Linked DNA regions of Homo sapiens: region 1 is linked to region 2. Evidence: read pairs that join two places in POLR2A ChIA-PET (ENCODE). Cell type or tissue: K562. All regions are shown on one strand. Each heading gives the region's core, and the rest is flanking DNA. Links, peaks and the distances in the headings are about the cores only. Region 1 overlaps VPS13D (vacuolar protein sorting 13 homolog D). Region 2 overlaps DHRS3 (dehydrogenase/reductase 3).

The links. ChIA-PET counts read pairs that join two places held together with the same protein. Peaks named below come from ENCODE experiments on the same cell type or tissue, not always from the same donor. Only the 100,000 strongest peaks of a DNase experiment are listed, where the experiment ranks them.
Region 1: POLR2A ChIA-PET joins it to region 2 with 5 read pairs; 9 of 35 experiments call an interaction of 5 or more read pairs at or near these places.

What each region holds. Positions count from the first base shown.
Region 1 is chr1:12,436,025-12,438,936 of GRCh38, forward strand. The region is part of intron 65 of VPS13D (vacuolar protein sorting 13 homolog D); the gene reads left to right. Among named protein-coding and RNA genes, the nearest start is that of SNORA59A, 70 kb to the right of the region's middle. In K562, for the core only: no CTCF peak of the experiment used is centred there; a DNase peak (open chromatin) is centred at 1,157.
Region 2 is chr1:12,597,330-12,600,241 of GRCh38, forward strand. All of the region lies in intron 1 of DHRS3 (dehydrogenase/reductase 3), which reads right to left. Among named protein-coding and RNA genes, the nearest start is that of DHRS3, 19 kb to the right of the region's middle. In K562, for the core only: no CTCF peak of the experiment used is centred there; no DNase peak of the experiment used is centred there.

The DNA of each region.
Region 1 (2,912 bases), core at 104-2,603, 160 kb before region 2:
ATTTATTGTGTCTCTAGAGCAAGTTCACAACTATGTATGGACAACTAGAAATGCCAGGCTCTGTGCTAGGCACAGGGGACACAGACATAAACAAAACAAAGCCCTCTCCCCTTGGGGTCACCATCCAGCAGGGGAGGAGGACTTGCAGTCACACACATGTGGGAAAGTGTTCCAGGTTTGAGTTTGGTGTCTGTGGGGGTTCCTGTAGGGGGATCTCAGGAAGGGGTGGACTCTTCTACCCAGGACAAGGAAGGTCTGTACAGGGGAAGGCACGCCGGTGCCCAATCCTGAAGTCCAAGGAGATGCTTGCCATGTGGACAAGAGACAGGTGGGGACAAGAAGAGGCACACAGGGAGCAGTCCCAGCAGGAGGGAGCCTGGGGTGTGCAGCAGCAGGACTAGGGAGGGGTCAGTGGAGCTTAGCAGGTGGGCCTCTGGAATGAGGAGCTGGCCTAGTGGGGAAAGACTGGCTCATTGTACATCCCTTTGTTTTCCCTTGTTTCGCCCCCACCCACCACGTGAATTTAAAGGGGAAGAGACTTAACTGAATGTTTCACTTTTTGAGCCTAGTATTGTTATTTGTCATGATTTGACCATAATCTGCATATATACAATGTTAACTATTATTTTTTGCAAGTTTTTTTTTGTTTGTTTTTGTTTTTGAGACGGAGGTTTGCTCTTGTTGCCCAGGCTGGAGTGCAATGGCGTGATCTCGGCTCACCGCAACCTCCGCCTCCCAGATTCAAGCAATTCTCCTGCCTCTGCCTCCCGAGTAGCTGGGATTACAGGCATGCACCGCCACGCCTGGCTAATTTTGTATTTTTAGTAGAGACAGGGTTTCTCCATGTTGGTCAGGCTGGTCTCGAACTCCCGACCTCAGGTGATCCACCCACCTCAGCCTCCCAAAGTGCTGGGATTACACGCGTGAGCCACCGCTCCTGGCCTTTGCAAGTATTTTTATGTGGGTAAAACAGTTATACCTTTCACTGAGCGGGCCCAAACAAACAAAAACAACAGCCTGTCACACCGTGTGTGTGTGTGTGGCGGCGGGAGGGGGGTACCCAAAAACCCTGACTCACTTTTTATATAATTAGAGCTAAAACCAAACCAAGTCATGGCTTGTTTGCAGTAGGTAGATTGCAGAGTTACCAAACTGTTCTTTCTGACCAGAGTGACTCAGTCTAGTGCAAAGTCATGAACTGCCTCCAGCATTTCTCATTAACCTAATATCTCCATCTAGAGTAGAAATTCACCCTCCCTAAAGCCCAGAGGAAACAAACTAAGGGTCCTTGTGAAAGGAAAAGGCCTTTAGACCCTAAAACAACTGATTAGAAAGGCAGGACGAAAGGAGGGAGGGGGGCATTCTTTGTGCTTTCCTGTGCAATTTGGAGCTCAACAGATGAAGTGTTTGCCATTGATCCCCAAACCACATTTTGGGAAACTATCTGACCCCATTTGACTGGCCATTCAACTGTTCCACCATTTTCTTTACACAAAGCTAAACTAGATTTGAGCTAAATTTGAGAGGGAAGAGCACATTACATATGGGAATGTGGTTCATGGTTTTCTAACCCAACCCTCCCCTCCCCCATCCATTCCAATGAGTAGATTTTTCTCTGGAAATCCATCCTTTCTTTTTCCATTCAAGGCAACTAACAGTATCCAATTTTTGATTCGTAGTTTTAGTTTTCCATGTATAGACTAAAAGTGGATGTTTATCTTGAGACAGGAATGACTGTTTTTCTGCAATTGTTTAGACTAAGGCTAGGTAGATTTCCTGTGGACTTCTTGGAACCTTTGAGCCCTGATGTTTTCCCTGCGCTCAAAAATTACAGTGCTGGATGGCATCTTTCCAGCTGTTGGGATGGGAGACAGGCTGGGCCCTTTGACTCCTAAAATTGAACTTAGGTTGAGCTGGTTGGCAAATGTGGCAATGAAAGGGTTCCCTGAGCAAAACCTGGGAAAATATCAGTCTGGATATACTCTCCTAGCCCTGGCTTTCTTAGCACACCTTGATGTGTGTTCCGTAGCTGTCTTCCCACCCCCATCCCCTAAAACTTGAGCATCTGTAGCTCATCACTTATGTCCTGAACTCAGTAAACTGAGTCTCTGTTATAGGACTTAGAGAAATTTTCTTATACTATGGACTGAATGTGTCCCCCCAGAATTCATATGTTGAAATTCTAACCCCAAAGGTGTTGGTGTCAAGAGGTCATTGGGGGTGATTAGATCAAGGAATTGGTGCCCTTATCAAAGAGACCCCAGAGAGCTAGCCCACCCTTCTACCGTGTGAGGTTACAGTGAAAAGATGGCCATCTAGGAAGCAGGCCCTCATCAGACATTGAATCAGACACCGAATCTGCTGTCACCTTGATCTTGGACTTCCCATCCTCCAGAACTGTGAGAAACAAATTTCTGCTGTTTGTAAGCCACTCAGTTAACGGTATTTTGTTGTAGCAGCATGAACACACTGAGACAGCACATAACACAGAATGCTGTTTCTTTAAAATTTTCTTGAGTTTTTACCATGTGGTTTACTTGTCTTTTTCATTGATCCTTCCCTGTTCAGTGGGGAAACACAGATCAGCACCCAGCCCTTGCCGACCACATGAAACCTAAGATCTCACCTCCTCCTCCCTGGCAAAAGAAGAATTAGATAATGAGAGGTGTTCTGGTTTTGAGAGGAAGTTAACAAGTGTTGGGACGCTTGCACGTTAGAGCTGGCTGCCTGTGCTCTGAGTCAGAACTGAAATTTTGACATGTAAAGAAGAACTAATATTTGATCCTCTCCTGTGTGCCAGGCATAGCGCTAGCCACTTCATAGCTTTTTGGCTATTCTTCTCCATCTCCTTTCTGCCAGTTGCTCAAATACTTTGGAGTCATCCTTGGCTCCTTTCGGTCATGCCGCATGTC
Region 2 (2,912 bases), core at 172-2,671:
GCCTTCCAAAGTGTTGGGATTACAGGCGTGAGCCATGGCGCCCGGCCTGAAATGACCCCAGATCTTTAGCGAGTACTCATGGAGTGCAACAAGGCACAGCTGAACTCCAGCCCTGATTCCAGCTTCTCCTTCACTGAATTTAATCTTTAACATCCTTCTGCCTCACATCCCTCTGCTTTCTTGTCTTTGCAGCACTTGGTCACTATCTGAAGTGATGGTGGTTATTTGTTTGCTTGGTTTTTGTCTATTTCTCCCATTCTCAAACACACACACTCTCTAGAATGTAGGCTGTCCAAGGAATTTCCAGGCCTGGCTTGGTAATTGGGTGCCCAGTGACTGTGTGAATGAATGAATGAAATAGTTTTGCCTCTTCTGTGAAACATTAGTAACTTCCCTTTGAGGGGAACTTGGGAGGAATGAAGTTGACAACCTGTGTGCTATGGCTGTCGTTAGGACCAGCCACATCATTCGCAGGGTCCCTGGTTCAAAAATTGTAAAGAATTGCAAGATGGTGACAGCCGAGCCTCAAACCAAGTGTAGGGCGCTTCTGAGAGCAGGGCCAGTGAGAATCCCTGGGTCACACCCAGGAAGCCAGCCCCAGCCATCGCACAGAGGGTGCCCAACAGGAACACCCAGTGGGACCTCGTGCCAAGTCACAAGCCTTCCACGCTCCCCCAGGCAGCAGGAAACACAAACACAGCTCCGGCAGAGCCACTCCAGGAAGAACGTATCACACATCCCCAGCAGACAGGTGACACCTGCCAAACTAAAAGTTGCCCGCACATCCAGTCTCTACATGTGCAGGGGCAGTGGACATGGCAGCGTATGAGCTGTAGGGGAAAGAGGAATAATAACAACAGGTAACCTGGGCAACATGGTGAAAGCCTGTCTCCACTAAAAATACAAAAGTTAGCCAGGCATGGTGGTGCGCGCCTGTAGTCCCGGCCACTGGGGAGGATCACGTGAGCCTGGGAGGTTGAGGCTGCAATAACCTGAGATCGCACCAATGCACTCCAGCCTGAGTGATGGAGTGAGACTCTGTCTCGGCAAGTAAAATAAAACAAAAAAAAATAACAACAGTACTCATCATAATTAGCATTTATTTAGGAGCTTCTCTGAGTTCAACAGTGAGGTTTACGGCCCCTTATCCTCCGTTCTAGAATCCAAAAAGCTCTAAAATCCTACATTTATTTTTGACACACGCGTTTAGAGCAAGCCCTAATTGGAACCATCATGAGGCTAGTTCTGGTCTCTTTATCCCACTGTGGTAACTATCACTGTGATTACGGGTGGCTGCCCTAGACCTTGCTGTGGGCATCACTAGGTATATGGCCTATCTGCTGGATTGCATTTCTAAAGTCCAAAACATCAGACCTATGAGACACAGCTAGCCTTAAGGGTTTCAGATAAGGGTCTGTAGACTTGAACTCGGCTTCTTTTTAGAGACAAGGCACTGAGACCCTGGAAGTATAAGTAATTAGTCAAGAGCAAAGCCAGGAACTAGCTGAGCAGAGACCCCCAAACCGGTTGGCGGTACCCCTCAGAGCTGCTAGCAGAAGAAAGAATTCAGCTCTTGTTTTGGAAAAGGAAATAAACATTTTACTGGAGTATCTCAGCATCTCCCTCATACTCCAACATGAAATTCAGAGGTCACTGAGCTGGTAGGCTCAATCACACACCAGGCTGATGTGTCCCAGGGAGACCTTCAGCTAATTAAACGTAATTTATGGACCAGCCTCTAAGGACAAGCCTTAAATTACTTGCAAGCTGTGCCAAGGTAGCTATCCTACAGGCTATTAATTAGGAATCGGTTTAATCTCTGCTAGGACGAAGGTCAACTGCCTTGGAGTTAACCCTTCCGGCTGACTGGTCTCATGCTATCAGGCTGTGGCTCTGGGCCCAGAGGGCCAGGGGATTCAGAGGAAGCGGGACATTCAATGGGAAATGGCCAGGCCAGCACACCCTGCAAAGACCAGGATGCTGGGAGAAAAGCCAGGCCCTTGGCCCATAGGGCCAGTTGAGGCGGGAATTTTCCCAAGCACCAGCCCCACAGAAAGTGATTTTCCGTGGTCCTCAGAGAGCATCACATCCCTCCAACATCAGAGAATTCTGTGGAAAATCAGGCTTCCGTCACCTTCCAGTAATGTGGGCTGGTCGTGCATCCTGTAGAAAGCCTTCAGTGGCTCCCTAGTGCTCTCCCAATCATGTCCAGACTTCACCCCACAACCACCAGGCTCTATGAGGTATGGCCCTGGCCATCTCTCTCCACTCCCTGCTCACACTTTTGTTCTGGCCAGGCCAGGGTCTTTTTCCCAAAGGAAACAAACTCTCTCATCTCCTATTTTCTAGCTCTGCTCTTTCCCTCTGCCTGGGATATTTTCCTTCTGCTGCTTCCATCTCATCCTTAACGCCTCAGCTTAGACCCCAGTCCTAGGCACAGCCAGGTTTCCTTTCCTAGAAGCCAGACTGCCTGGATTCGAATCCCATGGCTACCTGGGCTGTGTGACCTTGGGCAAGTATTTAACGTCTCTGAGCCCTAGTATTTCCATCTTTAAACTGGGAACAGTGACTGTGTCATAGGGTTGCTCTGAGGAGTAAATCAGATTGTCATGTAAATTGTTTAACACGTGGGTAGCACTTTATTAACAACAAAGACTGGTTGGAAGCCCCCGTCTGTGCTTGCAGCTGCCTTCAGCCATGGTCCACCCTACCAAGGCATGTAGGCTCAGAGAGGTCCAGTAACTTGCTCAAGGTCACACGGCAAGTGAATAGAAGAGCCAGCATATGAACTTTGGTGTGGTTGACTCCTGAACTCAAAATCTGAATCTCTATGCTTTACTGGCTCCTTGTGAAAGAAAGAACCGCACATCTGTGTGTGTGTGTGTGTACACGTACACACACACACACACAAT